Linked DNA regions of Homo sapiens: region 2 is linked to region 1. Evidence: chromatin loops called from intact Hi-C (ENCODE). Cell type or tissue: dorsolateral prefrontal cortex. All regions are shown on one strand.

The links. Peaks named below come from ENCODE experiments on the same cell type or tissue, not always from the same donor. Only the 100,000 strongest peaks of a DNase experiment are listed, where the experiment ranks them.
Region 2: it touches region 1 in a loop (5-fold over the local background); 23 of 110 quality-filtered maps call a loop at or near these places.

Annotation. Positions count from the first base shown.
Region 1 is chr9:136,121,285-136,125,284 of GRCh38, forward strand. LOC107987142 (a long non-coding RNA gene) reads left to right here. Exons shown (of 2, transcript NR_165242.1): 2 at 502-3,081. Among named protein-coding and RNA genes, the nearest start is that of TMEM250, 4.4 kb to the left of the region's middle. In dorsolateral prefrontal cortex, CTCF peaks have their summits at 1,795 (motif pointing left) and 2,003; a DNase peak (open chromatin) is centred at 1,797; H3K4me3 peaks cover 774 bases.
Region 2 is chr9:135,700,025-135,704,024 of GRCh38, forward strand. KCNT1 (potassium sodium-activated channel subfamily T member 1) reads left to right here and starts at 2,161. Exons shown (of 31, transcript NM_020822.3): 1 at 2,161-2,344. The coding sequence starts at 2,235. It also overlaps a transcript of SOHLH1 not described here. RefSeq lists a silencer at 1,960-2,089. In dorsolateral prefrontal cortex, CTCF peaks have their summits at 2,075 (motif pointing right) and 2,274; a DNase peak (open chromatin) is centred at 2,067; H3K4me3 peaks cover 1,858 bases; H3K27ac peaks cover 2,424 bases; H3K27me3 peaks cover 1,624 bases.

The DNA.
Region 1 (4,000 bases):
GTCATGGTGGCTCACGCCTGTAATCACAGCACTTTGGGAGGCCAAGGTGGGCAGATCTCAAGGTCAGGAGATCAAGACCATCCTGGCTAACACAGTGAAACCCCGTCTCTACTAAAAAACTACAAAAAAAAAAAAAAATAGCTGGACGTGGTGGCGGGCGCCTGTAGTCCCAGCTACTGGGGAGGCTGAGGCAGGAGAATGGCATGAACCCAGGAGGCGGAGCTTGCAGTGAGCGGAGATTGCGCCACTGCACTCCAGCCTGGGCAACGGAGTGAGACTGTCGCAAAACAAAGAAAAAAAAGAAAAAAAAAGTGGTTCACAAAGTCACGTCTAGTGTGACCCCTCATCAGCACAGACGTACTCCTAGGTGTCCGTTTCTGGGTGAAGTCCTGGAAGCAGATAAATGTTTGCAGAGGTGATCTATGTGTGGTGGGATTAAAGAGATGAATATATTTTACTGTTTTTTTAACATTTCTGTACTTTCTGATTTTATTTTTTCAGCATGAACAAACAAAAAAAAGCCGGATTTGGACAAATAAAAAGAAGTGCATGTCAGCCCGAGTGTCCTGAAACATGTTCCTGTATTAGAATCTCCAGGAAAGCTGGGGCCCCCACTCGCCACTACCTCAGGCTGGGCCCGCAGTCACGTGCTTCTCCCTACAGGAGGGTTCTGTGTCCTGAATTCCCAAAGGGTGCAGCTGTCCCCTTGTCGCCTTGTCTGTGTTGATGGTTCCACACTCTCTGGTCAGCCACCTGCCCCGCCAGTCTCTGCTCGCCCATGGATGGGGATGACCACTCTAGCTGTGAGGGTGGCTTCCCGGGCTAACCCTGCTGCTGCTGCCCATTGCTTCCAAGGCTGGGATATCACTTGGGGTTTGGGGTGAGGGGACAGTAAGGGGGAGCCCTGGTTGCCCTTTCCAGGAGAATGAGTATTTAAGTGCGGAGTTGTTTATTACTTGACTTCAGCAGAGGCGCCATGGTCGGGGAAACGCTTCATGTGCCTTGGGTTATAGGGCAAGTCCCATCTGTCTGCCTTGAATTTCGGTTTGGAGAATCTGTAAGCTCCACACACGTGGAAGCGTCTGTGCCCCGGGTGTGGGTTCTGATCTTGGTTGTGTTCGTGGCTGGACGCTGTCCTTGAGGCCACCCCTTGGCACCCTTCACAGAAGACAGTGGGGGTCGCCCTTCCCTGGCTGACCCTCCAGAACCGCCAGCCTCCCCTACCTCCCTGTGAAACCAGGGTACAGGGCAGGAGCCTGGACCTCTTTACAGTTGCCTTTTCTCTCTCTCTGTCCCTTCTCCATCTTCCGAGCTCCTACTCGCCCTTCAGGACCCAGCTCGAATGCCCCATCTCTGGGAGGCGCCTTCAATCTTGGGCTGCCCCTTCCGTCACACCCCCTGTCCCCTGTCTCCTGCCTCCCCTTCCTCCTCACACAAAGCCACCCCCGCCTGTTGGTGGCCTGTGTCTCCGCTGGCCCAGGGCTCTCTTGCCGTGGCCACCGTGGGTTTTGGCCTCGTGACCCAGTCCATGCGTGCACAGCGCAAGTAGCTTCCCAGGACACCGATTTCCTCCCCGGCCGCAGCTGCTTCTGGTCCTCTGCCCACTCCCGGGTTCTGCGCCTTCCTGCGCCCCCGGCCTGGCCACAGCTCGGTCACCCCAGAACCACCGTGTGCTGGGGATTTGTCACGGGTTTGTCCTGACGTGTGAGGTCCAGCCGGGGTCCCCATAGCCTCCCTGTCCCCGTCCCTGTCCCCGTCAGGCCTCCTGCTGCGCTGTGGACAGTGGCTTGGCGCCATCTGCTGGGCTGGTGCCTGTGGTGCCGCCAAGCGCAGGAGGGACCCAGCGGCTCCAGGTCTGTGGGAGACTTTAAGTTGGGGCCGAATGTGGTGCTCGCTGCCGACGCAGAGCCCCCAAGCTGGACGGGACCCCTGGCCGTGCGGCTGGGAACACCTGGGGTTGTCCTACCTTTGCAGGGACAGCGAGCCAACCCCTGCTTGGAAGGAGCACTTTCCCCACCGAGGCCGGCCCAGGGCGCGTGCTGAGCAGGTGGGTTGAGTGGGTGGAAAGAATGCAACCCCTGGTTGTGGGACATGTTGAAGCCCACCCCAACCCCTCCAGTACCGTCCTTCTGTCCCTCCACTTGCTGGGGCTGGGGGCCAAGGATGGGGTCACTGTGGGGACTTTATCCAGCTGGTTGACTTCAGGGTCCTGGCAGGGAGTGGCTCTTGCTGCCAGGACAGTAGAGGCCTAGAGAGTCCTATCTCTGACACCAGCCACCTTGCAGGGTTCGGGCCAGGGAAGGGGAAGGGATGGGAGAGAATGGAAACCTCCAGAGTCATTTTAACTGGTCGTTGGACAGAGCCAGTGCGACTTCAAGTTCAATGACAAACCCCCTCTCCATGTCTCTGGGGTGGGGTGGGGCCTGTGGCCCCACAGAGCTGAGCCACCCAGGAGGCCAGGGAAGGAGACGCAGTACACAGGAGGCCAGGGAAGGAGACGCAGTACACAGGAGCCCAGCATCCTCTCAGCTGCATGGACATCTCTACCCAGACCCTTCTGCAGCCACCTCCCCACTTACCCAGCAGGAGACCAAGCCAATCCTTTTCTGCGAAACTGTGCTGGCTTCTGTGACTGTCCTGCAACCAGATAGAGGCCTGAGGGACTCTGCACAGTTTCTGGGCTGAGGCAGAAGAAGCCCCATGGCTTCCCCTCTGCCTCCTGCATGCTGCCTTTTAGCTCTTAGCACCTGCTGGGAGAAGCTGGCCCCAGCGTGGACAAGCCTCCAGGAGACCGGAGCACCCACCGGAAGGAAGGGAGGGAGGGAGGGAGGAAGGGCCATGGAGGTAAAACGAAGTTATTAGGGTGGGCCCAAATCTGACTGGTGTCCGTAGACAAAGGGGAGATTAGGACACAGACATGCACAGAGGGATGACACCGTGAGGACACAGGGAGAAGACGGCATCTGCAAGCCCAGAAGAGAGGCCTCAGGAGGACCCAACCCTGCCCACACCTTGATCTTGGACTTCCAGTCTCCATGACTGTGAGATGGTAAATAAATGCATGCTGTTAAGGCCACGGAATCTGTGGTCCTTTGTTACGGCCGCAGGGCAAGGCAATCCCAGGGGTACTTATTGTTTGAAGGCATCCCATTCTGGATGTTCTCTGATGGGGAGTGATGGGGAACTGTGTACCAGGCACTCCACTGAGCATGGCAGGGGCCTTGGTCACAGCGACCTGGGAAAGTGTGTTGTGGCTGTCCCTGTTTACAGGGGTCAGGAGGTGCAGCAACTTGCTCGAGGTCACTTGGGCCATCAGGTGGGGGCTGGAGGGCAGCACTTGGACCAGGGCTTTCTGTACCCTGTTGGTCTGGACACAAGCTCCCCATGGTGTCCTCTTCGGAAGGATGGGGAGCAGTGGGCCCCTCGGAGCCCCTGCGGGAGAATCCCCTTCCCTGACGGAGGCAGACACTCAGGTTAGGGAGAGAGTGGGCAGCCTCAGAGCCCAGGTCCTCCCCTCCCTGCGGTCCCCTCAGCCTGCCGGCACTGTCCAGATCTTTCTAAGCCCGGCTACATCACTCGGTCTCAGTGCTGAGTGCTGGGTGCAGAGGCCCCGCTGCCTTTGCCATCTCAGGGTCTTTGTTACTTTCATGCTTGTGCTTTCTTGTCCAATCTCTCTGGAGCTCAAGCTCTGAAAGGAGGCGCCCTCCTCTGTTTCCCTGAGTTCCTGGTACCTGGCAGGCGGTAGGGCTCAGGGTGTACTTGCTTGGTTGGTTGGATGGTTGGTTGGATATGACTGGTTGGTTTGATGGATGGATGGTTGGTTGGATGGTTGGTTGGTTGGTTGGATGGTTGGTTGGTTAGATGGTTGACTGGTTGGTTTGTTGGTTTGTTGGATGGTTGGTTGGATGGTTTGTTGGTTTGTTGGATGGTTGGTTGTTTGGTTAGATGGTTGGTTGGCTGGATGGTTGGTTGGATGGATGGTTGGTTGGTTGTTTGGATG
Region 2 (4,000 bases), 420 kb before region 1:
ACCATCCACACTTCTGGGTCGCCCAGAACCAGGGGCATCTTGTCCCCACCCCAGGCCACCATCGTCCGTGCTCTTCCTCCCGCTGAGCTCTGCCGGGCACCCTCGGAACCGTCTGTCCCTTCACCTGGCCCTGCCCAAGCACCATCCCCGCTTTATGCCCTGGGGCCCCAGCTCGACCCCTCACCTCACACTCTCAACAGGTTTCTGCGGGATCGCGGGGGTCCTGCCCATCCAAATTCAGAAAGCTCCGGCGCCAGGTGTTTGCTCACCTCCCCGCTGAACTCCAGGAGCCGCCCTGCGCTGGGCTTGAGTCCCCCAGTACATACTTTTGGGGGGATGACGGAGGGAAGGGGGAGGTGGAGACCCTTCCTCTTTCACGGAGGTTGCGGGGGGCCCTCAGGGAAGCAGAGGGGACGAGGGTGGGGGGTGAGGCTGGACTGTTGGGAGGACATCCCTGGCCTGGCTCGTGCTGAGGTCGTAGCGGGAGGAGGTGGGGTGGGTGGCAGGGGCTCTCCTCCCGAGAGGGGAGGCAAGAAGGAGCCCGGGCAGGTGCCACCACACGGGGACGTCTGTCCGGGGTGCCCCAGTCTCCTGTGGAGAAGGCGCGGCTCTGGGCCTCGGGCTGGCATCCTGGACTTTGGGCCAAAGATGGGTGAAGGGTGTTTGGAGCAGAGGGAGGTTATGTAATATAAGGTGGTGTCTCCATCCCTGCTCCGCCCAGCCTTGGCTGCAGGTCAGACATGGAGGAGGACGGGGTTGGAGAGGAGGGCAAAAGCTCTCGGGGACCTGGGCCCCTCTCCCGGCCCTGCCCCTGGCCAGGGAGGGATGGACGGGCTGGCGATCTGGGGCTCCTCAGTGGCAGAGTGGGGCCAAGTTTTTGTTTCCCTAAAGCCCTCGGAATGTCATCAAACCTGTGACTCTCCTGCCGTTGACAACACGTGTAATTACTGCTAATTAATCACAGATGCAGATGGTGCGGCCTCTCAGTTTTTTCTGAGTTCCCCAGGCAGGAGGGCGTTGGCAGAAAGGCCACCATCTTGCCCCGGCGGCACCCGCCCAGGGGTGGTGGGACCCCGGCAGCAGCACCGGCCAATCTAGGGACCTGAGGAAAAACCCCCAAGATGCCCACGAGCTGTGTGGCGGGGGCACAGGCTGAACCTCTGCTGGGGACTTAGCATCCTAGACTTCCCCGAGTGTTCCCCACCCACCCCTCAAAAGCATCTGTGTTCAGCCTGCTGCCTCCTGGAGAAACAGGGAAGGACCCTCTGGAGAGACACTGGGGAGGCCAGGGACCACAAAGTACATGGCATGCGCCCTCCAAATGGACCTGGCCCTCCCCCTGGCCCTCGTGGGCACAGTCCTGGCTTAGTGAGGGGCCTGGTCCACCCTGCAAACCAACAAAGCTCTGGGGACAGAAATCGCAGTTCTCCAGAGCTCTGTGTGAGGCTGAGCCAGGGTGACGCATGTGTAACAGTGTGAGCACGTGCACGGGAAAGGGGGCCCGCAGGGGGACCCTCTGCTTCCTAGTCTTTGGCCTGCAGCATCTTAAGTTGGGGCCCCTCCCCACCCGTCTAAAGGTGCTGTGTGTGCCCGTCTGGGTGAGAGCACAGGGCGGGGTGCAGTCATCCCCCTCCCCCAGGCCAAGCCCAGGATGTGGCGCCCACCCACAGATGCCGCAGCCTGCGGGGGGTGTGGGGGCGGGGGGGCGGGGAGTCGTCTTGAATCTGGCTTGTGTTCAATGACCAGTGTTGACCACGGCAGAGCAGCACAAGCGGGAGGTGCTGACGGTCCCTGGGCGCAGCGGCTGGACGCTGGCGGTCCGAGCAGCGCATGTGCCCTGCTGCCCGCCAAGGACCCAGAGCCCCCTGAGCCCCCGCCCACCACGGAGCCCTCCCAGGGGTGTAGGGCCCGGTGGCGGCGCGCTTGGGCTTTTCTAGCCATTGACGAACCCCGTCCTGTTTTTCGGAGTTTTGAGGGCTCAGAGGGCCGCGGCGGGAGCGGATCGCCCTCCCTACCCCGCACCCCCGTCCCAGCCTGGGCCAGAGCCGCCGCGGGTCCCGGCGCGGCCGGCAGGGGGCGCGCGCGGACAGACGCCTGCACCCGACCCTGGAACTGGCGTCTTTTCCTCGCTAATCTGCGAGGAAAAAAAAAATGTTTTTCAGGGCAACGCGAGGGAAGAAGGTGGCGGCTCCCACTCGCTTCTCCCTCGGGTCGGGTCCGAGCTGCCAGGCCGCATGCCACTCCCTGACGGGGCGCGGACCCCGGGGGGCGTCTGCCGGGAGGCGCGCGGCGGGGGCTACACCAACCGGACCTTCGAGTTTGACGACGGCCAATGCGCCCCCAGGTACAGTCTGCTGCGCCCTCCCCACGCGGGGAGGCCCCGGTCTAACCTAAGACCCCCAAGTTCCCCCTCAGGCTCCCGCACCCTCCAGGACCCGCCATTCCCAGGGCCATCCAACTTCCCCAGGACCCGCGAGTGCCCTCCCAACCACCTTGGGGAACAGGGGCGCCCCTCAGGGTGGGCCGCACTAATCAGCAGGTGCCGAGGCAGCAGCGTCCGTCCCCATCTGTCCTCGACCTGGTAAGAAGCTGGGGGGAGCGGCCGTGGCTACATGGGGGTCCTGAGCATCTCCCAGGTGTGGGGAGTGGCAGGGAGGCTGGGGGCGGTGCAGGGCCTTCCATCTCCCCCAGCCCCTGCCCCACCCCAGCTTGGGGAGGAAGGTTCCATCCTTCTTGTGTGGCATGGCAGTGCTCGGCCAGGGTGGGGTGCCCGGCGAGGTTACCCCACACAGTAGGGGGTTTCCAGAGCAACCTTCCAAGGAAGAGTCCCCAGTGGGAAGTGGGCTAAGTGGCTGTCAGATGAGGGCGGGAGTCCTGGGTTCTGGTCACTCCTCGTTCCCCGCTGGCCTATCCCTGGGAGGAGAGGGCCAGTTGAGAATGGCATTCAGGTGACCTGGAGCTAGCTGTTCCCTGTGCAGTGTCCTGGGATGCCATGCGTCTGCCGTCCACCCAGTGACCAGTGCAGAGGCACGGACCGGCAGCTGAGTGGGACAGTCCTGAGCGGAGGTTGCCCCAGGGTCCAGGTTCCCCATCCTCTCCCCCATCCCTCAGCTCTTGAAAACAGGCAAGTCTGCCCCTCACCCTGTCCCCAGAGCCAGACTCCAGGGAACCCTGGGCAGAGCCGGTCACTGCCTTGGGCGAACCCCTCCCCACCAGGACAGAGCCCTTTCTTCTGGATCCTGCCCAGTCTCAGGCTGTCCTGAGGCCAGAGAAGGGGGTGGAAGAGCATACCTGAGAGCGGGAGGCCTGGTGCGGCTGCCTGTTTGTTCTATGGGACTCAGTTTCCCCGAGTGTAAAATGAGGAGGTAGGGCGGATGGTCTTTAAGGGCTGCCTCTGGTGAGGGACCAGGCTGGAGAGGAGGTTCCCAGAATCAAGAGGCAGGCACAGCACCCACCTGGCACCCGGGGGAGTCCGGGGTACAGCGTGTGTGAGGAGCAGGTGCTCTGAGGGTGGACAGTGACTTGGTGATGTCCTTGGGAAGTGGGCACAGCCTGGACGTGCTCTGAGGGACTATCCGGGGGATGCCTGTCAGGCACAGAGAAAATGACCCCAAGGGGGTCCTGGATTGCCCTCATCTTTGTGGGCTGGCCGGCCCCTACCATCTCCCTCCCCAGCCTAGCGTTGCCCTCCCTGGCCATTCTGCTGGAGTTTATCACCTACCCTGCTGGGCCTGACCTGCTCCAGACGAGCCGGCAGGACAGTGTCCTCAGGGTCCAGCCTTTAGCTCCAGGCCTCATCCTCCGGGTCCTTCCAGACACCTGTCTCTCCCAATTGGCCCTGCCCACCGGCCCGGGACAGCTCCTCCTCCCCGCTGGACTGAGCTGGCCTCCGTTGCAACAGAGATTCCCTGTCACACTGCAGGCAGAGCAGCCGCCGGCAGTGGAGGGATGTCAGGCGTCAGGCTTGGGGAGGGAGCAGGACCTGGGCTTGGCTGGGCTC